Linked DNA regions of Homo sapiens: regions 2, 3, 4, 5, 6 and 7 are each linked to region 1. Evidence: chromatin loops called from intact Hi-C (ENCODE). Cell type or tissue: GM12878. All regions are shown on one strand.

Region 1 (4,000 bases):
AGTAGCTAAGATCCCTTCCAGCTTCCTATCATCCAGAAATCTGATTAGCTGGGTCTCGATTCCATCCTTCAAGCCATTAATGAAAACATTAAATGGTCCTGGCTTGGCATGAAGGTCTTCAGGGTTCTCGGTGGGTATATGGCTCCCATATCTGCCACTAGCCTCTGCTTGGCATAGTCCTGGGTTGGAGATCAGGCCCAATATTTCAGTTGTAGGTTACTGCATCCTCATGCTTCCTCATCCATGCACGTAGTGCAAATCTGTGTAGGAAAAATACAACCTAGTAATTAATTAATTCATTAGACATTAGATCAACAAATGTCTTTAAAACACTAGGTTTTTCCTCACACCAGTGGCATGTTGACCTCAGAATGAAGAAGCTAATGCCGAGTGTGTGCATTAGAAAGATCGATTTTTATGTAAAATGCAACTCGGATCTGTCTTTGTGATACACCATTCCAGGAGGAGATGACCTCAAGACAAGCAGCTTCCATGCAATACTGCAGCAAGGGCTTACTTTCCTGAGCATTTCCCACGCTCCAATCACTGCTCTAATTCCTTTAGATGTGTTAACTCACTTCCTGCTCACAATACTTCTATGAGGTGAGTGCTATGGTTATCTCCCTTTTTTAAGGTACTATGCAGATAGTGCCAGAGCTGATAAGTGTCAGAGCAAGAATTCAGGCTCAAGCAGTCTGGCTTCAGGGCCCAGGCTCTGGACCACTCTTCCATCCCGTTGCAGCAGTGGTTGAGTGGATTATGTGGTGGGAACAGCCTACCCAGTGCTCAGAACCCAGAAATGATCAGAAAGACTCACCGTGGTGCTCATGGGTTTTCAGCAGTCATCTCTGTTCATGTTCCCAAACCATGCCAATCAATATTCTTTGCTGCTATTGGGTAGATGAGGAAATGGAGGGACCAAGATAACTGCCCCAGAGCCAACCCCAGGTCCAGCGGACTCTTTCCTCCTCAGAGGCTTGCCCCAGGAGAGACCAGCTGAACAGGCATTGCCTGGGACTCCTTGGGGAAGTGGAGGTTGGAAAAGTAAGTGAAGGAACAAGCACTGGGGGGGGGGTCAGTGTTCAGTTCATCCCTTGCTATGGCCCCATCCTCAAACCTGTCACAAAGCCCTGCCAGCCAGGGCACCCACAAAGCCCACCTTCTCCAGAGGGGCCTGAATCTCTTGTTGGGCTTGGTGTGGGTTTCGGAGGCGATGACTGGGCTGAAGTGACCTCTCTCATTCAACAGACTCAGCCACTCAGGGCTGGGCCTGGCCTGACTCTAGGAGCACAAGATGCAGCCTCTGTCCTCAGAGATTCAAAGGTTGAGCAGACATTGGCCACAGTCCCGGCTGGCTCCGACCGTGGCAGAGGCTGAACCAGAGCAGAGGAGGAAGCAGAGGGGTGGGCCGCAAGCTCTTCTTGGAGTCTCAGGAGCTGCAGAGAGCAAGCTGGGCTTCCTGGAGGAGGAGGCGTGAGAGTTGGGCCTTGAAGTAAGGTTTCAGTGAAAGCGGAGGTGCGGGGTGGGTGGGGTGGGTGTTGAGGGGGTGTGAACACTCATGCGCGGCCTCATGAGCACTGGAGCAGCGCTGGCGGCTAGTGATTTTTCAGACAAATGCCTGCCAAAGCCTCTGACATAAATCAATTTTTCACTTCATTCCTTCTGACTCAACCCCTCCGTCAGGCACTCAGCAGCTGTTTCCTGAGCTGATGTACATCTCATTAGTCTATCAAGCTCCAACAGCCAAGGCCAAGGCCCCCAGAATGAAAAACTGACGCAGCCACCCCTTCCTGTGCCAGAGACAGGAGAAGGGAGGGAGACTGACGGCCTTTGTTCTCTGAGCAAGACCGTAAAGCACTTCGCCTACAGGCCACAAGAGGGCGATGGTGGTCCACACATAAGATCTTCCCAAAGAGCCAGCCAAAAACGCCTGCCTGGAGAATCTGGAGGTTGTGAAAGGTGACTTTGTTAAGGAAGGGCGATGGCCCTTCTCCCTGCCCCAGAGCTCTGAAAGCCTTTAAAGTGGCTTTAGCAGCGTGGTTTAAGAATGGCTCCTTCGGTACAAGGACGGCCATCACTGCTTCTCCTACTGTGTTTGATGCCAGCGTTCTTCCCGTCTGCAGGGAAGGACGGAGAGTGAGGAGGGCACACAGGACGTAGCTGGCTCCTGGCCATGGACGGTGACCGCTCTGGGGCCAGCAGGGTAGAGCTGCCTTCCTACATCTGAGAACTCAAGGGCGAGAGGGAGGCAGGGCAGGGGAGAGGGTTGGTCTCAGTTCACAGGGCGACCCTCTGGCCCTGGTTCTGACGGCGACTCGCTGTGTAAGCTAAGGAGTGTCTCGCTCTGTACAGCGGGCAGGTGGTGGGTCTCTGCACGTCCAGCATCTCCAGCTTTCCGTCCTCTGAGCTGTTTTGACATGGGAGGCGCTGGCAGGGAGAGAGGGGTCACTGATGTGGGAAGCTGGTGCAGAGCTGGGGAGTAGCTTGTGATGCTGGAGAACCTGGAGATGCCCCTCCCATTCCTTGGGCCTCGACTGTCTCATCTGTGGAATGGGCGGGTCAGACTGGATAATCTCTAACCATTGCTTCCCTTCACTTCTGTCCCAATAAACACACACGGAGCTTTTTCGTTTGTCTTTTGTCTTTTTTTTTTTTTTTTTTTTTTTTTTAGAGACGAGGTCTCACTATGTTGTTCCCCAGGTCTGAGTACAGTGGCTGATCCCACTATTGTCCAGCACAGGAGCTCTGACTTGCTCCATTTCCTACCTGGGCCTGCTCACCCTCCCTTAGGCAACCCGGTGGTCCCCCTCTCCAGAGAGGCCACCATATTAATGCCAAACTTAGCGCAGACACCTGATCGGCATAGTGCACTAAAGCCCAGAACTCCTGGGCCCAAGTGATCCTCCTGCCTTCTGAGTAGCTGGGATGACAGGTGGGTGCCACCACTGTGCCTGGCACAGAGCCTATATTGGTGCTAATACTTCTGATTCTGATTCCATTAAAAAACAAAATAAAACATGTTGCCCTTTGGCTGTTTCTGACCTCCATAGTGCCCCCAAAGTGTCCCAACTGGATAGTGGTTGGAGACCATTACTGTGAATGCACATGTGGCCCTTCTCCACACAGTGCATCTGAGGGAAAATGACAGAACACTCAATCCAATTAGAGGAGGCCAGCACAGGCTGGCAGTGAGGAGCAGGCACGAGGCTGCGTTCCCTGTGCTGGCTCCTGGGCCCATATGCTAAGCTCTGCCTTCAGTTCCTGCAGGAGCTGTCCCTTGTTCAGCCTCAGATGTCCTAGCCTCCAGCCGATGGAGGCTGTGTTAGCTCTATGGTGGCACATGGGCCTTTTGTGGCTCCCATGGCGCATTAATACTTTATGTGGCCCATATTTCTTCAGCTGCATCTTCCAACGCTCCCATTGATTTTTAAATTTCAGTGCAAATACAAAGCAAAACTGAAGTTTATGGAGTGTAGGAGAATCCATCTGAAAATTCCCTAGGGTGGCACCAGAGATTGTAACATTAGATGCACTAAGAAAGAAACAACTGCAGCACATTGCTTGGCTCTGCAGTAAATAATATTTATATAGTCATAGAATTGCAGAGCATAAGAGAGCTGATTATGGTTACTGAAATGTATGGGAGAGTTAGCAAACCTAACAAAAAATAAAAAAAGGTTTGGGGTGGGGAAAAGTAGAACTGAAAGAAGTCAGGAACCAAAGCTGGAGGAAAGATAGAAGGCAAAGAAGCTGCTAGTAACAGTAACAATTGCATCTTACAAAATGAGGAGTCCGGAAATGATGCCTAACATTGATAGAACAAGAAAAAGAGGTTTAACTATTTTATGTCTAGCTGCAAAGGTAACTATGTTAGTCATTAGTGCCACTTGCCAAGATATTTCTGGTTCTCCTTTGTTCTGGATAATTCCTGACCCTCTCTGGTTAGATGGGGCCATGAGATTAGTTCTGGTAACTGAGTTGTGAACCAAAGTGATGGGAA
Region 2 (4,000 bases), 1.0 Mb after region 1:
ATGCAAGGGAGTTTAGACTGACATGCTAATCTTTGGCCTCGTTGCAGATAGTTACAGGAGGCGCTAGATTACAGGGGCCAAAAAGCAACCCCCAAGCTCAAAGGTGGAATACACCATGGCCTACTCTTTCCTACATACAAACATGTAGCCTAAAGAGGCTGAAATAAAGAGTCACTTTATTTCAGGATTTGTCATTAAACTTGGATCAACCATTACATTGATTTGTCTAAGCCACATGGGCAGTATCACTAAGTAGTTGTTACTTCAGTTGCCATGCATGGCATAATCCAAAGCTGCTCACATGTCAGAAGAAGCATATGGATTTGTGTACATCAGATTAAAATAAGGTTGTGCCAGTCCCTTTGCTTCCATGTATACAACGGGGTCCACATTCAGGAGCTGTCATTGATGGTATCAAGCACAGCAAAAGAATTAAGAACCACCAATGCCCATGTGAATTTTTCTGTTTCATAGCAAGCACATGGTCAGAGATAAAACAGACGCAGGTCAGATGGCTGGCCTCAGCTGCTGTTTGATTCAGGTAGCTCACTATATATTTGTTTTGCCAGGATGCACTTGCGGATCCAGAGGACAAAGAAAGTATTAATTGTCCTCCCCATCCCTGTACTTCCTGAGGTCTCATGTGTTTCCTTCCTAGGGGCTGAAGTTGTTGCTTTCCTTCTTTGGCCACATAGTTAATGTGTCCCATTCCAGTAGATATAACTTCGCCTTTTCTCCAATCATCCCCTACTTGTGCCTGTAGCTTATAGAAGGGTAAGTACATATGGGACAAATTTAGAAACCTATTATGTCTTCCATTTTGGCCTATATGGACCACTATAGAATGACTCAGTGAGCAGGGCACTCAATCAGATGGTCATTATGGATATTTATGATCTGGGACCTTATCAGTTGAACAAAATGAATCCAGGTGGGTAAACCCAAATTAAGCTTGAATCTCTAAGCCCCCTTTTGGCTGGCTGCCACCCAAGGGATATATGAAACAAACCATCCTGAGATTGCTTTTGGGAAAAAGAAAGAAGCAAGATAACCAGGGTTGGGCCAGGCAGAATCCCAAATTTTCAAAACAGATGTATATAATCCCCCACTCCTTTTGTCCTGATTATTTCCCAGGAGGCTACAAGGATGAAATGAACCCTTTCTGAAGGTGGCCACAGTTAGTAAGCAAACTGCTTCATACAGGAGTGTGGACCAGGAGGAGGTAAGAGAGGTGGAGCCAGAAACATTTTTGAGTTGATTTTCAAGAAGGCCTTTCCAAGCTCTCAACAATTCCAGATACCTGAGGATGGTAGGAAGCATGGAATGTCCATTAAGTACCTAACTATTGGCTCATTGTTAGGCATATCATGGTCAGACTATAGAAGGTCTAGGAACCCCAAAACATGGTCCTCAGTGCTATAGCTTGAATAGGCTAATCAGATTGGAGCAGCAACTCCATATGGTGGAGCAGCAACACCATAACCTGAAAAATGTCTATGGTGGAAAGGCACGAGGTGAGCCCAAGAGGAGGTGACAGAGGTCCCTGCTGGGAAGGGGCAAGGGCAATCCTCCATGTAATGTGGACTCCTTCACCACAAGAAAAGGAGGCCAACTGGGCAAGATACATAAGTCTGGTATGCAGTGGTATCTTCTGCATGAAAAACATACCTTTTACTTTGTATCCATTCTATTGTGGTGGGTTCATTGCCTTATCTAGTGCAGTGATGGATCCTAGTGGCAAATCCCAGTGACCAGGCAATACAGACTTGTTCAGCGACTTGATTTCAGTCGGTCTTATCAGAGAGCAGGCCCTTACTGTTACTGTGGGTATCTATGTGAGTGACCCAAAGTGTCTGATTGGCAGCCACAATTTGTTTGTAGTTTGTGGCCCCAAACAGGAATATCTTTAATTTACCAACTGTAGTCTTCCAAGTGGCAGACCAGGTGACTACAGTACTGTTAGCAGACCAAGAATCAGTAAAAATACGGCTAGTCTTTGGGAGTATTGCCTAAGGTAAGGGTGATGGCTTTTCATTTCAGCCCATTGGGCTAACTGGTCATTACCACTCAGTCTCCTGGAGCTGTCATTGAGGTTGGACAGCTACTGCCCCCTACTGGACACCATCGGGTTTTAACTTAGCCAAAGCATCAGCAAACCAGGCCAAGGCATTTAAGGGACCATTAAGCCAGCAGCTTTGCTTCAGACAGTGGCCACCTGTATACCCAGTGCTTTGTCCTCAATGTCAAATAAGTCAGGCTAAAGCAGGAATCAGATACATAGAACAGTTGACTCTGTCCTATTAGGCAAGGTTTTGCATTCACATTCACTTTTGAGCACCTGCTCACTCATGTCTCAACCAAATGAACTTCTAATGTTTTCAATCCACCTAAAGATCCATGTCAAATAGCAAAATCTTCATTGTTCTCTCCATTTATTTCTGTTTTGGAGATTTCTTGGCCCTGCAGCCGCAACCACATGGTCTTTCAGCTTGCTGCCCCCGTGGTCATGTACCATTCCTTCTTTTGCCTGCCCAGAGGAAGGTGAGCAAAAACAAAGGCACTATTTGGGTGGCTTGCTTTAATCCCACCTCTCACCATTCAGACTCATTAACAGAGAGAATACTGGGGTCACTCGCCCCTTAACCTTGCCCACCACCTGGGCATGATCTCAGGGGGTCTTCTCACCCTTGAACCTAAGGATACCTGAGAATGGGCCTCTAGGGTTCTTGTCCTTACTCTTCAAGAAAACTATGTCTCTCCAGCTGGGTGCAGTGGCTCATGCCTGTAATCCCAGAACGTTGAGAGGCCGAGGTGAGTAGATCACTTGAGGTCAGGAGTTTGTGACCAGCCTGGCCAACATGGTGAAACCCCGTCTCTACCAAAAATATAAAAATTAGCCAGGCATGGGGGCACACACCTATAATCCCAGCTACTTGGGAGGCTGAGGCACAAGAATTGCTTGAACCCGGGAGGCAGAGGTTGCAGTGAGCCAAGATCGCGCCACTGCACTCCAGCCTGGGCGACAGAGTGAGACTCTGTCTCAAAAAAATAAAAGGAAGAAAGAAAGGAAAACTATGTCTCTGTCAGTATCCTATCATCTTTTACTGTCTTGTCAGTTCTGGCATTTAATTAACCCTATTTACAAGGTAATAAGTTAGCTGCAGATGCTGGCAGAAGACACAAGACTCCCATCAGAGACGAAAAGCGTCATTACTAATGGCATAGCTAGGAGCTAGGAGTACTTATCTGTTTGCATGAGTTTCCCTCCCCTCCAAGGATTATGGGGGCAATATGGAGGACTCAGATGGGCCCAGCACACAGTGGGTTTGCATGACATCTGAAGAGTGCTAGATTTTGGGAATCTCCAGCTTTTAGTAAATAGAGTAGTAAGCAAGCCTGCTTGTTCTTTGCCCTGGTGGGTGACATTACCTCGTCACTCAAGATTGCTCACTGCAAACCCCACTCTGGAAAATGGTCCCAGTAAAGTGGAGTCAAGCTTTTGCATTCTTGGCATACCCAGTAAGTACATTCAGGGACATTCAAGGCCCAGGGCAGATTGCCTCTCCCAACACTATTGTGGTATTTCCAAAACTCATTTGTGTCTGCAACCACTACAGAAAAGTTTGATATAATGAAATTACTGATATTTGCGACCTATATACTTCCTAGGGATAGTAATTCTTTTTACAAATTAATACAGTAAATGCCTTGAGAGTTTATAAATACATAATTATATAGCTATAATTATAATTAATAAATCATGTTTCTATTTTTCCATTTCAATTTTAAGTAATGTATTTTGGGTATATAATATATTTAGGATTTAAAATGAACTATGACAGAGTACCTACTTTACATTTGTGTGTGCTATTATAAATATAGTTATCTTTCTAGGCCAAAATTTTATACCAATTTGTAAATGAACAAAAAAATATAGTGAACATTTATATATATATAGTGAGCAATTGTTTTTCTCTCCAAGTACAGTGACAGAAAATAT
Region 3 (4,000 bases), 1.3 Mb after region 1:
CAACATATGGATCTTGGGAGGACACAGACATTTAGTCCATAAACAGATGAATTTTTGTTTTAAGTTGGATAGTAAATGTATGCATTACAGTATTCTGGTGGTTTAGTCAATGTTAGTGTTTTGGAAATTGTGCTAATTGTTTCCTTCTTGTTCTTCTATGGGTGTTGGAATTGTGCCTTTTAATTTAGGCCTATCTATGGGTCTTTGCCTAGCCCAAGGGGAACTTCTGTTGCATCTGGATTTTGCTATTTTATTTGACCATTTCTACTTTAATGCAGCTTTTTTTCATTAAGAGATGGGGTCTCACTGTGTTGTCCAGGCTGAAGTGGGGTGACTGTTCACAGGCACAATCATAGCTCACTGTAGCCTCTAACTCCTTGGCCCAAGTGATCACCCTGCCTCAGCCTCCCAAGGAGCTGGGACTACAGGCACACCACCATACCCAGCTAATGCAGCCTTTAGTGTACTGTTTTGTCATGTATGATGCTGTGTGCATGGTGGGCTGTTTTATGCCTATATCAAAATATCTGCATTTATGAAATGTTTACTGAGCGCCTACTTTGTGAGGGTCACTGGGCTGCTTGTTGCCCTACAACCATGCATAAGAATGGATCATATACTGTCTAGCAGAACAGCAGACACAAGAGATAATGGCTCCTGAGCAGAATTGGGGACAGGGAAGTCCAGTCTATCCCTAATAAAAGTTGATGCGGCAGGGAACGCTTTTTATGTTGTCATTTATAAACAATTATGGACAATTGATGAATAGTTTTAAACAAGAGTATCCTTTCTAGCCTCAAAGTTTCTATTAATAAGCATTAATAAGCTTTGCTGGAGAGACCTCTTTGGGAAGTATTTGTTTTTGTGCTCAAGCGGAATGCCAGCATTCCCCGGAGGCATGGACCATGTTAAAGCTCCAAAAGATCTCCACAGTTACCTTTCAAACATACAGTCTTTTTGAGACAGAGTCTCACTCTGTTGCCCAGGCTGGAGTGCAATGGCTCGACTTTGGCTCACTGCAACCTCCGCCTCCCAGGTTCAAATGATTCTCCTGCCTCAGCCTCCTGAGTAGCTGGGATTACAGGCACCTGCTACCACGCCTGGCTAATTTTTTTATTTTTAGTAGAGATGGGGTTTCGCCTTATTGGCCAGGCTGGTCTTGAACTCCTGACCTCAGGTGATCCACCTGCCTCGGCCTCCCAAAGTGCTGGGATTACAGGTGTGAACCACCATGCCTGGCCCAAACATACAGTCTTACTGGATCAAGGGCGGAAATTATTTCAGAGCTCTGGTTAGAGTGAGGAAGGTACACGTGGGAGGATTATGGGCCCTAAGTTTGAAATCGAGAGGAGGTGATGGAGGGAGGGAAATGAGTGGGGGAAGAGCCAACAGATGGAGACACACTCCACCTAAATTGCCCTACCCTGGGCCCTTTCCCGGCTGATGATTAGAGTGTTAATGCCCATACTTTGAGGAGGGGAATAGAGGCTATCACTAGGTCTGAAACAAGAGAGCTAAGCAGAGCAGAGAGGAGCATGAGCATTGGAGTAAGTCAGACCACTTACTATTTTGTGACCAGAGTAAGTTACTGAGCCACAGTTTTCTTATCTGGGAAATGGGAATGGTAATTGGTTAAGGGAGATAAACAGCCTATTTCACAAGGCTGTTGAAAATCCATAAGGAACCTTTGGGGTACATTGCCTTGTATCAGAATCCCTTTATAGCCAGGCAGAATGCAACCGCAAGGCCCAGTGAGGCCTGCTGTTCTACAAAATTAAGCAAAGTAAATTGGTAACTTTGGATTTACTTAGCTAGTGATTAAATAACAGTTTAGTTAATAGGCTATTAATGGTCCCCAGGTGTTGGTAATTCTGAGCATTTGCTTTTAAGAGCAGTCGTATAATTTCTTCTGGTACTTTATATATGTAAATTTATATATACATGCATATGTATATGTATTTTTAACAGAAAACATTGAAGTATAACAAACTGTGCTCTCAGAGGCTATTTTTGGGAGGGTTAAATGATATTGTGCATATTAAACATTTGTTACGCCTACAGTAAGGGCTCAATACAAGTTATCTGCTATTATATTATTGCTATCATTATTATTACTCTGAGACTCAACTGGCCACATGTAGGGCAAGAACCTTTGTGAAATTTAGACTCCCCACAAGTCCACCACCACCTAGTGGCAGCTAGAGGTACTGCACACATCTTGAGGAAGAATTACATTGCTTGGAATTAATTCCATGTAATTTCAGTCCCACCAAGGATCACAGGACCTTTGTTCAGAGTGTGGCTTACTTACCTCAGAGCTGAAATTCATATATCATTAATCAATGAAGTGACATTTTTTACTTCCACAGTTGGCACAGAATAAAAAAACAAAATAGGGAGATGGACATGCTCATGTGCTGTTAATAGAAATGTAATTGGTGCAACATTTTACAAGGACAAGTTGGGGATATAACATAAGTCTTAAGTGTTTTTATCTTTTGGTGGAGAAGTCCTAGGAATTTATCTTGAAGAACTAAAATAGAAAAAAGAGATTTATTTAGAAAGTGTGTGTGTGTGTGTGTACACACACATATAATGTATATGTAAAAGAGCATTACATATAACAACAAAATGGGGAGTAATCCTTTTTTCATTTGTGAATCAGAGTTCTTAATCCTTACAGCAGCAATTCTTAGAAGTGGGGAAAGTTGGCATATTGACATCTGGAGCAGAGACATTGAGGTTAGGGAATTGGATCAGAATCTGCTGTGTAAGCTGTGTAATTTAAGAACAGGCAGTGTACCTATTGATTTCCTAACAAAAACTACAGAAAGTTAAGCTGGACATAGACATCTTGGCAGATAGAGATAATACAGAAGAGAGATATTGTACAGGGTGTATGTTAATAAATTTCAGTTTGGGGAACATTGATTCATAGGGAATAAAAGTATGGGTGAAGGTAAAAAATTAATTTGGGACCTTTGAGGAAGAAGGAGCCTGGATTGGGTATCATTGTATGGATATTAGAGCAACATGATCAAAACAGAAGCATGGGAATTTAGCATTATAGGGACACATCCCCAAAGATAAATGTCCGCTCATTTAGCTTTGCTCAGGATCTGAGGGCCAAACCACCTTTGACATGTGTCCGAACCTCCCAGTGTCTGATACCTGATGTGTCCAGTATGAATGTAGAGCAGGGTACCTGGTATTTGGAGATACGGATTACCCTCGTACTTCATTCTATTAATAACAACTTTTAGGATGAGGCAGTGCGTAGTGAGAGACCGTGATCAGGTTCTGTCACCCTCATGTAAAGACCACACTCCTTGGCGTCAATTTGAAGGGTCTCTGATCTGGCCCAGTCCTCTCCAGCCTCAGTCAAACAGATTTCAGCCATTCACAACTACAGAAACCCCTTCCCAGGCATAGTGCGTGAGTAGCCGGCTTGAAATAGTGTGATTCAAAATTAGTGTACTGTAAACTTAAAAGTCACAGCCTCCCCTGCTTAATTTTTTATTATGGAATTTTAAAACATAACAAAGGTTGAGAAAATAATGAATCCTTGTGTACATATGACCTTTGATTTCAAATTATTCCATTTTTGGCTTGTGGGGCTCTTTTCAAGTTGGTTCCTAATTTTTTTTTTTTTAATTTTTTTTTCGAGACAGAGTCTTGCTCTGTCATCCAGGCTGGAGTGCAGTGGCGCGATCTCAGCTCACTGCAAGCTCCGCCCCCCGGGGTCAAGCAATTCTCCTGCCTCAGCCTCCCGAATAGCTGGGACTACAGGCGTCTGCCACCACTCCCAGCTAATTTTTTTTTTTTTTTTGTAATTTTAGTAGAGACGGGGTTTCACTGTGTTAGCCAGGATGGTCTCCATCTCCTGACCTCGTGATCCGCCCGCCTCAGCCTCCCAAAGTCCTGGGATTACAGGTGTGAGCCATTACGCCTGCCCAGTTCCTAATTTTTTGACATGATTGGTCAGTTTTAAATGGACTGC
Region 4 (4,000 bases), 51 kb after region 1:
TATTTAAGTGCTTACAGTTCCTTAAATAATCAATATATCAAATCGGCATATTTTGGGGTAGATCATCCTTAACTCCTTGACTAACAGTTAACAAGTGCGCATTTGCAACAATTTTAGAGATACGGTTTTTTTATTTAATAAGCAATCTAATGAGGAGTTTGCTCTTTGCCCCATTTTACACAGGAGGAAACTGAAGCTTAAGCCACTCAGCTGATAAGTGGAAGAGCTGGGATTTCACTGCAGATCTTTGACTGACCTACTAGAGTTACGTAGATGGGAATCTTAAGTATTTGGGGTGAGGGAAGGATATCCCAACAATAGAGCTTGAAAGGTAGTGCCTTTAAAAATAACAGTCCCAAGAATATGCCCCACTATTGTTTGATGTAATTCAAGCCTTAAATAGCTTTAGTTTGAGGTTTTAGATTCTGCAGAAGGAATTGGTTTTTGTATTTCAGTCCTTCTGAGCTTTGTTCATTCTATGGAGCTCTTGCAGTTATAGAGAAAGCATAGTGTTTAGGCATCAGCAGACATTTACTGGGCACTGTGTGCCATGCCCTTTTATTGGGGTTTTAGAAATGACCTGGCAAGGTCATTAGCTTAAATGGACTGGGCATTTGTATACTAGGATCCTATTCCTATCTGGGGCTACAAATTAGAAATGGCTATGTGATTATGGAAAAACCAGTAGGAAGCCCTCTCAAACCCCCTTGCCATTGGTGAAATCAAATAGTCAGGACCACAGTTTAAGAACTAGTATGCTCATGGTGTATGGGCTGTGGTGCCAGGGATTGCAAAACTGGCACTGTCCCCAGGAAATCCATACTGTGTGATCGCTTGTCCAACAGAGGAAAAGCAGAGAATCCTGAGATGCCCTAGCTGGAAGGGCTGCGAGTTCACTGGGTTTTCTCCATTGTATGACAGAGGAGACAGGCCCAGAGAGGGGAAGGGACTTGCCTGAGATTGTGCAGCAGGTTTGCAGCAGAACAGAGGCCAGAACCAGTCTTTTCTGTTTCCAGATCAGGGCTTCTTCCCAGTACTGCACTATGAACCCAATTTTGAGCCTGTGCATAAGCCTGTTGACGTCTCTAGAGGGTAGGCTCTGGAAGTAGGTAAACTAAGTGGTAGGCTTTGAATAGTGGGCATTGTTAATCAAAGGGGAAGGAGTGAAGACAGCAAGACTAGCTAGTAAAAATAAAATCAATTATGTTAGCAACTTTAGGAGAAAGTCAAGTTCATGAGACTTTATAGAGACAAAATAGGGAGAAGCAGCTAGCAGAACTGCAGTGTTTTGCATTTTTGTGACCACAAATGTTAGGTGAGCCTGGAACACAGTGAAATTGACCAAGTAGGGTTAAGGTTTGAGAAGGGCTAAACTGTTGAAATGCTATTCCTGGTCACTCTGACAACTGGGTCTCTTTCCCATGCTGAAGGCATTAAAATAAGATAAAACATGCAAATGCACCAAATTGGAATCAAAGGTATAGTCATACAAAGTCTGGATTGCTCCATTTTAAGGAAAGGTCTAGAAGTTTATGCCTCAGAAAGCAAATGAAGACATGAGGGGAAGAATTTGAATTACATATATAAAGATTAAATTAGTCCTGCAAACATGCATACTCATTTTTCTTCCCATTGACTCTGGTCACACGCATCGTAGATAATGAATCACGTAGTTGCGTGCTCTATTGTCTTTCCTGTTCTACTCAATAATACAGTTGCCAGTAAGAAAACATGCTCATTCTTCTAGGGATCTATCTAAATTGGTCTGGGTTGTAGAATATAGAGCAACTTGCTGCTTAGATGAGTGGTTCCCAAACTTTAACATGCATCAGGGGCACCTGGAAGGAATCTGCAGCTGCTACATAGCAGATTTTGAGATCACTCAACTGGGAGTCTCCACTCCCTAAAGCAGGAGCCCAAAGCAGAAATCACAATGTGGGGCCAGGGTCACTGGGCATATACTTTATTCTAGGCCCATCACCCAAACAGGTGTGTTAAATTTGTCCCCCTTTCTCTTCTTTGAAGTTGTAACCAGGGTACTATTTGTTTTGCGTTGTCTGCACTGTGTCTGGGGAAGTACGCCTTTTCGTGTGTGTGCTAGCACCTGCTGGGATGCACAGTCACAGCTGTAGAGCTGGAAGGCCCTGAGAAACCACAGAGCCCTTCATTCTGTTCTTTTTTGCATAGCAGTGCCTCTTTTTATAGAGGATGTATTAGGCTGTTCTCGCACTGCTATAAAGAAATACCTGAGACTGTGTGATATGGTTTGGGTCTGTGTCCCTGCCCAAATCTCATGTCAAATTGTAACCCCCAGTGTTGGAAGTGGGGCCTGGTGGGAGGTGATTAGATCCTGGGGGCAGATTTCCCCTTTGGTGTTCTTGTGGTAGTAAATTATTGTGAGATCTGGTTGTTTAAAAGTGTATGGCACCTCCCTGCCTCTCTCTTCCTTCTGCTCGGGCCATGTAAGAAGTACCTGCTTCCCCTTTGCCTTCTGCCATGATTCTAAGTTTCCTGAGGCCTCTCCGGCCATGCTTCCTGTACAGCCGTGGAACTGTGAGTGAATTAAACTGTTTTTTTGTTTGTTTGTTTTTTTTTTTTTTTTTTTACAAATTAGCCAGTCTCAGGTATTTCTTTATAGCATTGTGAGAAACCACCCCCATACTCTAATCACCTCTCACCAGGTTCCACCTCCAACATTGGGGATTGCATTTCAGTATGAGATTTGGGCAGGGATACTATATAGATATCCAAGCTATATCAGAAGACATGCTGCCTGAGCTCAAGCAATCCTCCTGCCTCAGCCTCCTGAGTAGGTGGGGCTACAGGCATGAACACCATGCCTGGCTAACTTTTTTTTGTTTTTTGTAGAGGTAGGATCTCAAATTCCTGGCCTCAAGTGATCCCCCTGCCTTGGCCTCCCAAAGTTCTGGGATTAGAGGTGTGAACCACCATGCCTGGCTTAAAGCAATTTTCTGATGACTGATTATGCTTTCCAGATATCTTACTCTTGAGAAAGGTGGTACCCCACATTTGAAACACAAGCATTTTGGCTCACTAGAAGGATATATCCTCCATTGTAAATAAAAAGTCGGCCTCTTTATGCATGAGGCAAGCGTTGTTTCTGTTTAGATTGGTCTGGATCTAGTCATCTTTAGTTGTTCATCTCCAGGTGAACTGAGAAAAATCCAGTGTTCTGATTTGAGAAGCCAAGAAGACCTTGGCTGATGGTAAATTTTTAGCAGGGAATCTGGTAGTGACCAGTTTGCTTAGCAGAGCTGATGGCATTCACATCACCATGTATAGAACTTGGACCAGTGAAGGCACAGCCAGCTGGGATTTGCTGTTACACATAGCAGCTTAGGGAGCCAGATTCTAGTGATCACTTATGTGTATTCTTTCATTCCTGAAATGAACTCCACTTGGTCATTGTGCTGAAAAGAGTTATCATAGCCAGCCAGACCCTGCTATTTCTAGAATGTTCTGTTTGCAAGGTTGGACCTTGGCTGGTGTCTGAAAACTTGGCATTTGAATCATTCCCTAACTGATAAGGCTGATTGGGCTGATTGACAATGTGGTTTATCCAGTACACCAGCTTTCCTTCTGAGGAAGGTAATTCCTCTGAGAGTCTGGAATTTTGGTAGTTGCCAGGCAGAAGAGGCCCATGTGGCCAGCCACCAACAAAAAAACCTTGGGTGCTGAGTCTCTAACAGGCTTCCTGGCAGAAACATTATTGCATTGATTGTTGCTAGAGAAAGGAACTTGCTTGCAGTGTTCCTTACAGAAGGGAGAGAATATAGGAAGACTGTGCATGGATTTCTCCATTCCACCCATGTCTTTTTCCTCTGGTGATTCTGTTGTGTCCTGATATGGTTTGGCTGTGTCCCCACCCAAATTTTATCTTGAATTGTAACTCCCACAATTCCTGTGTGTCATGGGAGGAACCCAGTGGGAGGTGATTGAATTATGGGGGCAGGTCTTTCCTGCACTGTTCTCATGATAG
Region 5 (4,000 bases), 69 kb after region 1:
GCAGTGAATCGTTTGGCAAATTGACATTTCTGGCAAATTGACTTTTGACAATCTAATTTTCAACAAATTCTTCTTTGAGGATACATATTTTTGTACTTGGCTCGCTTCCTTTGGAAAAACCAAGTGATGCTTTGAGTAGAATAGCACACCAGTTTTAGCTAAAAGGCAGCTAATTTTACTCAAAGATGTGTGTTTTTTTGGTAGATTTTTTTTTTTTTTTACCCTGAGGTTAGGTGGGGAAGGATTTGTCTTCATTTTCCTCCTTCCATCCACAGTTTGCAAAGCCCCTTGGAGTGCTCCCTCTACTCCTAAGAGGAAGAAAATATGGACCCCGGAAAGCAGGCAGAAGGGTTAATAACCAAGGGAGCTGGAAAGAGGGAGAGAGAGAAGGGAGCCCACAGAGGAGATACTCACTTAAGGTTGCCAAAGTGAGATGAAATAGACCACTATTAAGAGTCAAGGCGACGGAGAGTGGAGGGTGGGAGGAGGATGAGGATCAGAAAACTATGCTTATTACCTGGGTGATGAAATAATTTGTGCACAAAACCCCGTGGCACGCAATTTACCTATATACCAAACTTGCACATATACCCCGAACCTAAAATAACAATTTTAAAAAAGAGAATGCTTTGCCTGTTGTATTAGTCTGTTCTTGTACTGCTATAAAGAAATACCTGCCTGGCGTGGTGGCTCATGCCTGTAATCACAGCACTTTGGGAGGCCAAGGCAGGCAGATCACGAGGTCAGGAGATCAAGACCATCCTGGCTGATACGGTGAAACCCCATCTCTACTAAAAATACAAAAAATTAGCCGGGCGTAGTGATGGGCGCCTGTAGTCCCAGCTACTCAGGAGGCTGAGGCAGGAGAATGGTGTGAACCCAGGAGGCGGAGCTTGCAGTGAGCCAAGATTGCACCACTGCACTCCAGCTTGGGAGACAGAGCGAGACTCTGTCTCAAAAAACAAACAAACAAAACAAAACAAACAAACAAAAAAAGAAATACCTGAGACTGGGTAATTTATAAGAAAAAAGGTTTAATGGGCTAATGGTTCTGTAGGCTGTACAGGAAGCATGGCAGCATCTGCTTCTGGGGGGCCTCAGGGAGCTTTTACTCATGGAGGAAGGCAAAGTGGGAGTAAGCATCTTACATGGCAGGAGCAGGACTGAGAGAGAGAGGAGGGAGGTGCTGCACGCTTTCAAACAACCAAATCTTGTGAGAACTCTATCACGAGAACAGCACCATGAGCATGGTGCTAATTAACCATTCATGTAGCATCCACCTCCATGACCCAATCACCTCCCACCAGGCCCCACCTCCAACACTGGGGATTATCATTTGACATGAGATTTGGGTGGTGACACAGATCCAAACCATATCACCTGTCCTCTGGACTCTCTGTGGTCTCTGTGTGTGTGCTTGTGTGTCTGTTTGTGTCTCTGTATGTGTCTGTGTGTATATGCTTGCTTGTCTAATTACTTAAATGAGTGTAGTAATTAATGTCTATAACCTCTTGCCTTTCTTAATGTCAGGGGCATACTAACAGAGTTACAGGTCTAACTCCTCCATTTCACAGAGGAGGGGCGTACCAACAGAGTTGTAGGTCTAACTCCTTTTACAGGAGGGGCAAAGCAACAGGAGAATAGGTCTAACTTCTTGTTAGGAGTTAAGCCTATAACTCTATTCGTACGCTCCTCACATTAAGAAAGGCAAACTGAGGCCCACATAGGGACCTGGGAGTGCCCAAGGTCACCTGTTTCTAAGTCACAGAGCTGGGATTTCCCACATTTACTTGATTCAGAGACTTTCCAGAGGCCCTCACCCCCTCCTCCTGCCTGGATGCACATTCGAGCAGCCACCTTGCCTCCCTGCAGTTGGTGAAAACCACAGGGTGGGCCTGCAGGGGAGACAAGGCCCCATCGGCTTTGGGGCTCACCCAAACAGATGGCCCCGTGTGGGGAGAATGACACGGCAGAAAGGCACTTCACGCCCAAGGCCCCACCAACGCACCTGCTTTTGGTTTCAGTCTTTCTCTCTCAGCAGAATCAAAGTTTCCAGGGGAATCCCTCTTGCCTTCAGTGGATCGCCCCTCGAGGCAAGTAGCTTGAGTCACTCACCGCAGCACTGGGATGGTGGCCACAGGGCTGGTTGGCTGGGCCGTCTGGAAGGCGGTTTCCCTCTTCACGTCTGTCTAGAGGTGGTATCGTGCTCTGTGTGTCTCCTCGTGCCACCCACCCTCCCCATTCTCCTCCTAGTTGGATTGTTCTAAGCCACAGCTGTGACCATGCCATTCCCCTAGAGCCCACAGAGTGGCATCCAAACTTCCTAGCAGGGTATTCAGGGAACTTTTCCAGCCCACTGTGGCCACGCTGTGTGTCTTACACAATGGGGATGCCTTTGTTGTTTCCAGAGAACACTAGTCACTTTTGTATCTCTGTGCTTTTGCATAAGCTGTTTCTCTTGTCTAGATTTTTCTTCCCAATCTGGACTGCTTGGAACACTCTCTCCTCATTCTTTTCTTTAAAAAAGTATTTATTTAAAAAAATTGTGGTAAAATTAACGTAACATCAAATTTAACATTTGAATCATTTTTGAGTGTTCAGTCCAGTGGCGTTAAGTACATTCAGATCGCTGTGCAACCTTCACCACTATCCATCCACAGAACTTATCTTTCAAAACTACAGCTCCGTACCCCCTAAGCAATAACCCCCTAGTCCTCCATCCCTCCCCACCCCATGGCAACTACCATTCTACTTTCTGTCTCTATGAATTTGACTACCTTAAGTTACTTGTATGAGTGGAATCTTACAGTATTTATCTTTTTGTAACTTTTTCACTTAGCAAGTCTTAGAAGTTCATCCATGCTGTTGCATGTCAGAACTTCCTTCCTTTTTTAAAGCTTAATAACATTCCATTGAATGTAAATACCACATTTTGTTTATGTATCCATCCATTGATGGACACTCTGGTTGATTCCATCTCTGTTGGCTATTGTGACTTAATTTGTGGCCTAACATATGGTCTATCCTGGAGAATGTCCCATGTGTGCATAAGAAGAATGTGTATTCTGTTGTTGAGTGGAGTGGTCTGCGTATGTCTGTTAGATCTAGTTGTTTTCTTGGGTTGTTCAAGCCCTTTAGTTCCTCACCTGTTTTCTGTCTGGTTGTTCTATCCATTACTGAGAGTGGGATATTGAAGTTTCTGACTGTTATTGTATTATTTCTCCCTTCCATTGTGTCCATTTTGGCTCATGCATTTCAACAGTCTATTATTAGGTTTGTAAATGTTCCTCTTCATTCTTATAGACTCTCTTTGAATGCTGCCTCCTTTGATGCCCCCATCCTTGCCTCCTCCAGCCCTAGTCACTCTCCTCTGTGCTTTCACTGTAACTTGTACACACCTCTGTGTACCACATTCTGCTTTACTGAATAATTTACTGGTTGTCTTTCCAGTGAGTCTCAGAGGACACAGAATTTTGTCTTATATATGCTTGCACCTCTAGAATCTGGCACAGTTTTTGGCTCACAGTAAGTGTCCAGTGAACATTTGTTGAATAGACCTTTGTTATGGAATGCAATTGTGTTACTCATGTTCTTCCTGGGGTAAAAATAATTACAGTTGGAAATCCTCAGCATATCCTTGCCATAAGGATAAGGTAAAAGTGCTTATGGCCTCCAAGGTGCTTGTTCTTCTCCCTCATTTGATCCTTGTCACAACCCTATGAGGAGGTTGGGCAGGGGCTTGCAGATTCATTTTACAGACAAGAAAACTGAGGCTCAGAGAGGCAAGGTATCTTGATAAAGATGAAGATGGTAAGAGGCAGAGCTGGGACTTGAGCCAAGGCTAGTCTGGCTCCTGACCAGAACTCTTTTCTCTGTACCCGCTGCCCTTGTAAGCTCTGTTTGTGACTACCATGGCTGAGATCATGATCTCTGTACATGGGTAAGGTTGAAACTGGGACAAGTGGGAGCTGAGGTCTTTGCACTCTTTTCTTTTGCAGAA
Region 6 (4,000 bases), 330 kb after region 1:
CTATTCCTTCAGCAGTTCTTCTCATCCCAATAAATAGCAACTCCATTCATCAAGGTTCTCAGATCAAAAAGTGGCACTCATCGTTGACTCTTACGTTCCATTCCCCCGATATCTATATCCAATCTATCCCACAAGGACTATCACTTTCATTTTCAAAATATATCCTGAACACAGCCAGTTCTTATCTCCACCAATACCACCTTCCCCCAACCCACAAACATCCCCTGTCTGGAACACTGCAAAAGGGTCTTCACCAGTCTTCCTTTTTCTACCTTCACCAGCTGATTGTCTATTCTTCCTATGGCAACCAGAGTGATCATTTAAATACATTAATCAGATCAATCACAAAGACCCCCCATGTTTTCCTGTCTCATTCAAAATAAACTCCAAAGACATTATCATGATCTGTGAGACCCCTGCAGATCTGGCTTACCCTGACCCCTCAACCTCACTTTCTTCTGTCTCCTTGTTTGACCTCACTTTAGCCCCTTCTGTTCTCTAATCCAACAACCACTCTCTTGGTTCAGGAAATTGGTGCTTGTCATTCCACTTGCACAGGACAGTTTTAGCGCAGACATTCAATGCTTTTCTTCATTACTTAATCCATGATTCTGCTCAAACATTACTTCCCCAGAAAGGCCTTTTCTGATCTCCTCGGCTGCTTTTTTTTTTCATAACACTATATTATATTAAATTTTTGTATTATATATTATATTAATTACATTCTTGTTTATTGTCTGTCTCCCCATGGGAATATACGCCCCATGAGGGCAGGCATTTAGTTTATTTATCTCCTTATCCCCAGCATTTAGATTAATGTCTGGTACATTTTAGATGCTTTAAGAGGCTCTGTGAAGCATCCTTGACCCCATAAGGAGACCCAAGCTGTCTTTCAGTTGGATCATTGGTATAATCAAGGGTTTAGAGATGTATCATGTATCAACCAAAACGTGGTTGTCCTGAGAGATGGACTACCAAGAATTACTAAAAAGTACAATGTTTCCGGCAGAATCTGGCACAGCCATGGGGCCTGACAGAAACCTCCTCAGAGCCAGAGGGACTCTGAACTCAAGCCTAGTTCTCTTGGATCTGATTTCACCAAGGTGTTCCCCGATCTAATACCATCTCCCAGTTGGCATAAGCCCAAGAAGGGAGGCCTTGCCCTAATTCAATGAAGGAGAAGCCTCCACTTCCATGTCTTATATTGCTGGCATAGTTTAAATCCATCATTTACTGAGGGCCTACTCCATGCCAGGGTTTGGGCTAAACACTGTGCATGCTTTATATCATTTATATTATTTAAGAAATAAAATATTATTTCTATTTTATAGGTAAGAGAACTGAAGCTCACAGAAGTTAAGTATATGACCAAAGTTATACAGATGGAAAATGGAAAAATTGACATTTGAATTATACTCTAAACAGTGCTACTTCCTAATGTGTTTGAGCTGAGTAGATTGCTCCTGCACTATCCCCCAGAGGTAGGTGACTAGGGCTTCTGAGCTAGTTCTTGCAGTATAAACAGATACTGAATAATTTCTGTAAACTGATAAGCAGGGACATTGAGCTTGGACCACACTGACTGGTGTAGGGACCACCGGTGGCTGCAGCCTCTGACACTCAGGAGGCTGTGAGAGATGTGACCTCCTCTCAGGGACTGGGAGGGTGCTCAGCTGTGGTTTGATCCCAAAAGGAGACTCTGGCCATTTGGACTAGACTGAGCTGGAATCATGGGACTCACCCACCCACAGAAAAGGTGAACTTTAGCTTGATTAACGATTGTGAAACTCTTTAAGTTTCAGTTCCTAGGGACTGCCTTTTGTTCTAAGCCAATTCTCTTGAAATCTCTAAGCTATGAAACCTGGTCACCAGGAAAGTATTTGTAAATATCCTCCAAGCAGGGCTGTCCTCTGGGCTGGGGACAATGTCCTGGCCCCAAAGTCATACCAGGTCCTTGCTCTGAAGTTGGCAGAGGAGATGGGCAAGTGTTTGTTCCATACATCTAAAGAGATTGTTTCCAAGCAGGTACCACTGAGCCCTGATAAAGGCACTTAGCACCTCTCTTGGGAGAGGCTGGGTACTATCCCTTTTGCAGCTTCCAAATCCCAGTGCACTCTGAAGTAAAAAGTTTCTTTACCCAGGATGCGAGAAGCTAAAATCCCTACTAATCAAGACATTCAGACTTCATACAAATATCAGTTCTTGTGATCCCCAAAACTCTTTCACTACGCATTTCACAGGCATCACCAATAACCAAAGTTATTCTTCTCTCCAGAGCATGCTGAGAGAGAAAGCTCTTTTACTGAAGATAGTTTCTTTGACATTCACACTCCAACAAGGATAGTCTCTTCTGGGCCTAATTTGACTTCTTTATGTGCCAAGAGGAAACTTTCTCTCTGAAGGGCAGGCACACAGATATCTGAAGAGGTCTTTAGGAGGCACTTTATAATTTCCTTGAATTTGCTAGAATGTTTGGAGAATAATGTGTATTGATTAGCTGTCTCTTTCGAAATGCTTAAAGTTCTCCTACCCTTTGATTTTTTAAGAGGAATTAACAGTGAATAAGCAAAAAAAAAAAAAAAAAAAAGAAGAAGAAGAAGAATATACCAACTCACTCACTCATGTTTTCTAACTAAAAGGAGTGTGGCCTAAAGACCATTATATGTAACAGGGTCCATGCTAGGACACTGAAAGCTAAGCAGCTCTTTCTGATAAATTTGAAATTGGGGCCGGGCGCGGTGGCTCACGCCTGTAATCCCAGCACTTTGGGAGGCCGAGGCGGGTGGATCACCTGAGGTCTGGAGTTCGAGATCTGTCTCACCAACATGGTGAAACTTCGTTTCTACTGAAAATACAAAATTAGCCAGGTGTGGTGATGCATGCCTGTAATCCCAACTACAACTACTCGGGAGGCCGAGGCAGGAGAATTGCTTGAATCCGGGAGGCAGAGGTCGCAGTGAGCCGAAGTCATGCCATTGCACTCCTTCCTGGGCAACAAGAGTGAGACTCCATCTCAAAATAAATAAATAAAAATAAAATAAAATAAAATAAATTTGAAATTGGGGACATGGAAATAAGAGAGGTGGCAGTGACTCCTTGAGACTGTGTCATAAGCTGACTCTGACACTAAGAAAGACAGTATGACTAGACAGTGACCCCAGGAGTCTAGGGCTGAGATCAGGAACACATGACGCTGAGCTGCCCAGCAGGAAGGGAAGTAGAGCTCTAATGATACCACAGCTGTGCCATTTAACACACACTACTAGCTGTGACACTCCTAGGCCAATTCTAGTAGATAATTCTGCTTCCAACAAATAACCTGAAACAAAAATAATAATAAAAAAATTAAACCTATGCTCAATGATGTGATAGCAACATTAGCACATCCAAATTTTTTTTTAACTACAGGGTCCTATATTCTGGGCCTCTCAACCTTTTTCCTTGCAGCCCCAGGCCTTACCTGGTCATCCCAGGACACTGACATTTTGGATACTGAGGACCCATCGATATGCCATGGCTGGGAAGCTTTGCTGGTGGAAAGAACACTGGATTTAGAAACAGAAGACCTGAGCTCCATTTCTGATTGCTGTTACTAGCTGTGTAACTTTGCACAAATCACTTAAATTTTTGGGTCCTGTTGTTGCATCTATGAAATGCAAATTCTAAAAAATTCAAAGGACTAATCTTATGAAGAAGGCAGTATCATCCGCCATGCTACAGGTGAGAAAACTGTGGCCATGGAATTAATAAGGAAAAAAACACCAAGACAATGTAAGAGTCCACAGATTACGCTGCTAGTGTCTCTACACCATGATTTCTTGAGATAGTCTCAAGTGAGGAGGAAAAGGAGTACTCCAGAGCTTCTCAGAGCTGTGAGAAGCCCAGGCAGGGGTGTGAGTAGAGAGGGAAGAGAATGGCAATGGAGTACTGCTTAGCTATTTAACTCACTCACTCTAAATAGCTTAGCTACTTAGCCCACTCACTCTCACATCCTTCGGAT
Region 7 (4,000 bases), 81 kb after region 1:
TCTTACATCCTGCCCCACCCCCTCCACACTCCCTGTGCTCCAGTCACAGGGGGCGCCACCTACTTGTACTTCCAATTCTTCAGCCCATGCTTTTGGAACTCTGCAGTTTTGCCCACACTACTTTTTCCCCTGAGATGTTATTCCCTTCCATCATTTGGGGTGCAAGTCTTTTGTGTTACTAAAGGCCCAGCTTAGATGTCATTTTCTCTGCAAAACCTTCCTCCAGTGCTTCCTCTTGTGAAAGCCATACAATCCCATGTGCCTCTTTCACAACACTAGGCATTTTCTACCTTGGATTGCAGTTATTTTCTACTCAGGTCTTATTGCCTCTTCTAGACTATAACCTTCTTAGCTCTATCTGCTTTTTAGATTTACTTTTTGTTTTTGAGATGGAGTTTCACTCTTGTTGCCCAGGCCAGAGTGCAGTGGCACGATCTCGGCTCACTGCAACCTCTGCCTCCTGGGTTCAAGCGATTCTCCTGCCTCAGCCTCCAGAGTAGCTGGGATTACAGGCGCCTGCAACCACACCCGGCTAATTTTTTGTATTTTTAGTAGAGACAGGGTTTCACCATGTTGGCCAGGCTGGTCTGGAACTCCTGACCTCAGGTGATCCGCCCGCCTCAGCCTCCCAAAGTGCTGGGATTACAGGCATGAGCCACCGTGCCCGGCTCTAGATTTACTTTTATATTCCAAGTGCTTTGCACATAGCAGACCCTGTATAAATGTTTGAATAGTGAGCATTTTGTGTGCTTTGTTATTGAATTATTTTAAGACAGTAGGTACCTCTACGCTCTAATGGCTCTCAGGGTTGTGACAGCCGTGCACGTCTTCTCAGAATGAAAGCACATTTTCTGGGCAGCATTTGAGGGTAAGCTGAGCTGCCTTCTCTTCCTTTAGCCCATTTCCCTGGTCTCTAGCCTGACACGAGCATCTCAGACTCTTCCTCATGCTTCCAGCTAAAATCTAACAAATTACTCTGAAATACAAGGTTATGTGTTATGGATCCTGACTTCTTCGAGCATTGCTTATGACTGAAATTTATAAACAGACAGCCGTCTTCCTGGATGACCTAACAAATCATATTCCCCTAGAATATGAGCTCAATGAGATGTTTAGAGCTCAATTAGATGTTTAAAGCATCAGATAGTGCCATGGACTAGGTGACTTCCTGCCCTATGCAAGGTAGGAGGTGGCCTTGACAAATGGTCATCTGGTCTTAGACTGAACATTTCCAATAACAAATAAATACCTTCCTCCCAAGGCCCCTTGATGAGTGCGCAAGGTTTCCTTTACATTGGACCGAAATCTTCCATCCTGCAGCTCTCAGCCATCGTGCCCAGCTTGGCACTTGGGGCACCTCAGTCCACCTCTACTCCCTCGTTCCAGCACAGCCCTTCAAGTTTTGAAAATAGGACTGGGGCTTCTGTGTTTGTTCTTATGCAACCAGAAAGGCCCCAGTTCTCAACACTTAATAAGAAATAGTAAAAATTATAAATAAAAAATCAATAATCATACTTCTGAGTAAAAAAATAAAACCAAAATAGTACAATAAAAAAGTGACAATATTAAAATTATGGTCTTTAATATCTCATTATCAAGCATTTAGCATGTGCTGGGCATTGTGCCAAGCCCTTAATGTGAATTCACTCTTTCCACTCTCACAACAACTGTACGAGGTAAGGGCTGTCATCTTTCCCATTTGACTGATAAGGAAATGGACACTCGGAAAGAATAAGTAACTTGATGAAAGTTACATAGCTACTGGTGGAGCTACTGAGTGCAGGTGTGTCTTCTTCTTGAGTTCAAGGTCTCAATTCTATGCACACAGCCTCACTAGTGGTCCCTGCCATGTGAATGTGGCCCTTCCCAGGGAGCTGGATGGAGGTGGCTGGCCTTGCATTTCCATGGTTCAGTGGGAGGCACATGGGAACGAGAGTCAGGAGTCATGGGTTCCAATGTGGACACTCCTAGCCTAGGATATAAATCTGCACAAAGCCCCCTTCTTGCTCAAATCTCAGTAATGTAATTCTTAAAATGACTAGGCTAAATTGTCAAGTTGCTCTCGGCTGTGATTTGGACATTCCAGTCTTCCCTGAATGCGCTACACCCTTTCACAACTCTGGGCCTTTGAGCTTCCAGTCTTATTGCCTGGAAGTTTCTTCCATCTTCTACTACTGTACTCATCTTTAATAATGACTCATCTTTGAAGAGCTGATTTGAATAGCACATTCTCTATGTAACCTTCCCTGAACTCCAGGTAAGGTCAGCCTTGCCCCTCCGTGTTTCCTGCACACTTGCACAGGTCTCTGCTCTAGAGTCTGTGATTGTCTCCCGAGATGGACCGTGAACTTCTCAAGGGCAGAGACTTGTTTGTTCACCACAGTGACCTTAGCACGGTGCTAGCCACGTGGGTCCTTGTTTTTTCAAGGACTCTTGGACTGCCAGTTGTTATGACGCCGTTCAGCCTCACGCCTGCTAGATGGCGCTGCAGCCCACCAGAATGGAGCCCGCTGGTCTGCAAAACCACAGGTGCCTCCAGCGGGGGCTTCAGACCGCACTGGGAGGTATTTGGCCAGGAGCCCTGGAAAAGCAAAAGTTTTCGTTTTCTCCTTATCGTCTCAGTTTTGACTGCTGCTACTGAACAATGTATCTTTCGATTCCTTGAGGCCTAGGGAGGTGGAGGTCTCTCCCTTCTTTCCTCTGCCTCCTAGCAGGAGAATTTAGGCTACTCCTTTCCTGTTTGGACTGTTCCAGGTTGATTTATTGTCCAATGTTCTACCTGCTGATTTTTGTCACGTGTCACCCTCACCTACTCCTCTGAAAAAAAGAGGAAAGATACAATTCAGCACTTCATGGCAATATTGCTGACCAAGTGAACTCCTGCCATCTCTATTCCCTTTTACTATTGGCTAACATCTGCTTTGTTTCATTTTTCTGCATCTTCTTTCACTCTTTTCAGCATCTCACAGCAGCCCACACGTCTTTCTTCTAGCAGAAGGAAAGCATTATGGTATAGTGGTTAAGGGCACTGGGGCTGCTCTGACTGGATTTGAATCTTGTCTTTGCTACTTATTGGTTCTAGGACTTTGGGCAAATTTCTTAACCTCTCGGTGACTCAGTTTCCTCATTTGTAAAAGGGAAATAATAATAGTACCTACGTAAAAGCGTTGTCACGAAGATTCAATAAGTTCTTGGTGCTTTACCTTAAAAAGGGTCAATAAACACTAAGTACTACAAATGCTTATTATAGAACATACAATTGGAATTCATTAATTTGTGTTCAATGTACCCCTTATGTTAAGTTGTGAGCCCTAAGAGGTTCACGTTGGGTCTGTCTTGTTCATTGTTGTATCCTTAGCCCCCACAAGAGTGCCGGGAGTATGATAGAGGCTTCGTTAAAATTTTTGGAAGAACCAAAGTCTGTTCTGTTTCTCCTGTATAATAAAAATGAAACAAAATTATGATATATATTGTTTACCCATTTAAATGGTCTAGGATTTAAAATTAATAATACCTAATGTTGCCTGGGGCATAAAATGGATGCTTTCATTTATCGCTGGTCTATTATAAAATGGTAGAATTTTTTTGGAAGGCAATTCGACAATATGTGGAAAGATCCTGAAAAAAGTGACTCAGTAAATCAACTGTTAATCAATCGTTCTTTCTTTCTTTCTTTCTTTCTTTTTTTTGAGACAGAATCTTGCTCTATAGCCCAGGCTGGAGGGCAATGGCCAGATCTTGGCTCACTGCAACTCCATCTCCCAGGTTCTAGTGATTCTCCCACCTCAGCCTCCCGAGTATCTGGGATTACAGGCACCTGCCATCATGCCCAGCTAATTTTTGTATTTTTAATACAGACAGGGTTTCACCATGTTGGCCAGGCTGGTCTCGAACTCTTGATCTCAGGTGATCCACCCGCCTCGGCCTCCCAAAGTGCTGGGATTACAGGTGTGAGCCACTGCGCCCGGCAATTTGTTTTTATCTGAGTGCTCAGACATGC

Evidence for each region. Peaks named below come from ENCODE experiments on the same cell type or tissue, not always from the same donor. Only the 100,000 strongest peaks of a DNase experiment are listed, where the experiment ranks them.
Region 2: it touches region 1 in a loop (4-fold over the local background); 21 of 110 quality-filtered maps call a loop at or near these places.
Region 3: a loop joins it to region 1, with 4 times the contacts of the local background. A loop is called at or near these places in 11 of 110 quality-filtered maps.
Region 4: it touches region 1 in a loop (2.5-fold over the local background); 25 of 110 quality-filtered maps call a loop at or near these places.
Region 5: it touches region 1 in a loop (3-fold over the local background); 20 of 110 quality-filtered maps call a loop at or near these places.
Region 6: it touches region 1 in a loop (4-fold over the local background); 3 of 110 quality-filtered maps call a loop at or near these places.
Region 7: a loop joins it to region 1, with 4 times the contacts of the local background. A loop is called at or near these places in 20 of 110 quality-filtered maps.

The regions. Positions count from the first base shown.
Region 1 is chr9:99,182,911-99,186,910 of GRCh38, forward strand. LOC105376174 (a long non-coding RNA gene) reads left to right here and starts at 1,413. Exons shown (of 2, transcript XR_930169.3): 1 at 1,413-1,492; 2 at 1,684-2,626. It also overlaps the pseudogene RN7SL794P. RefSeq lists an enhancer at 1,792-2,001. In GM12878, a CTCF peak has its summit at 1,870 (motif pointing right); a DNase peak (open chromatin) is centred at 1,859; H3K27ac peaks cover 1,943 bases.
Region 2 is chr9:100,214,267-100,218,266 of GRCh38, forward strand. All of the region lies in intron 3 of INVS (inversin), which reads left to right. Among named protein-coding and RNA genes, the nearest start is that of INVS, 120 kb to the left of the region's middle. In GM12878, a CTCF peak has its summit at 2,102 (motif pointing left); a DNase peak (open chromatin) is centred at 2,115.
Region 3 is chr9:100,435,864-100,439,863 of GRCh38, forward strand. All of the region lies in intron 1 of MSANTD3 (Myb/SANT DNA binding domain containing 3), which reads left to right. Among named protein-coding and RNA genes, the nearest start is that of MSANTD3-TMEFF1, 4.0 kb to the right of the region's middle. In GM12878, a CTCF peak has its summit at 2,190 (motif pointing left); a DNase peak (open chromatin) is centred at 2,189.
Region 4 is chr9:99,233,964-99,237,963 of GRCh38, forward strand. No RefSeq gene overlaps it. Among named protein-coding and RNA genes, the nearest start is that of SEC61B, 14 kb to the left of the region's middle. In GM12878, no CTCF peak of the experiment used is centred here; DNase peaks (open chromatin) are centred at 1,344 and 2,118; H3K4me3 peaks cover 458 bases; H3K27ac peaks cover 3,783 bases.
Region 5 is chr9:99,252,005-99,256,004 of GRCh38, forward strand. No RefSeq gene overlaps it. Among named protein-coding and RNA genes, the nearest start is that of SEC61B, 32 kb to the left of the region's middle. RefSeq lists enhancers at 1,625-2,184, 2,315-2,374. In GM12878, a CTCF peak has its summit at 2,275; DNase peaks (open chromatin) are centred at 1,437 and 2,037; H3K4me3 peaks cover 730 bases; H3K27ac peaks cover 2,252 bases.
Region 6 is chr9:99,512,107-99,516,106 of GRCh38, forward strand. No RefSeq gene overlaps it. Among named protein-coding and RNA genes, the nearest start is that of NAMA, 140 kb to the left of the region's middle. In GM12878, no CTCF peak of the experiment used is centred here; DNase peaks (open chromatin) are centred at 1,795 and 3,175; H3K4me3 peaks cover 70 bases; H3K27ac peaks cover 1,193 bases.
Region 7 is chr9:99,264,248-99,268,247 of GRCh38, forward strand. No RefSeq gene overlaps it. Among named protein-coding and RNA genes, the nearest start is that of SEC61B, 44 kb to the left of the region's middle. In GM12878, a CTCF peak has its summit at 2,479; a DNase peak (open chromatin) is centred at 2,434; H3K27ac peaks cover 504 bases.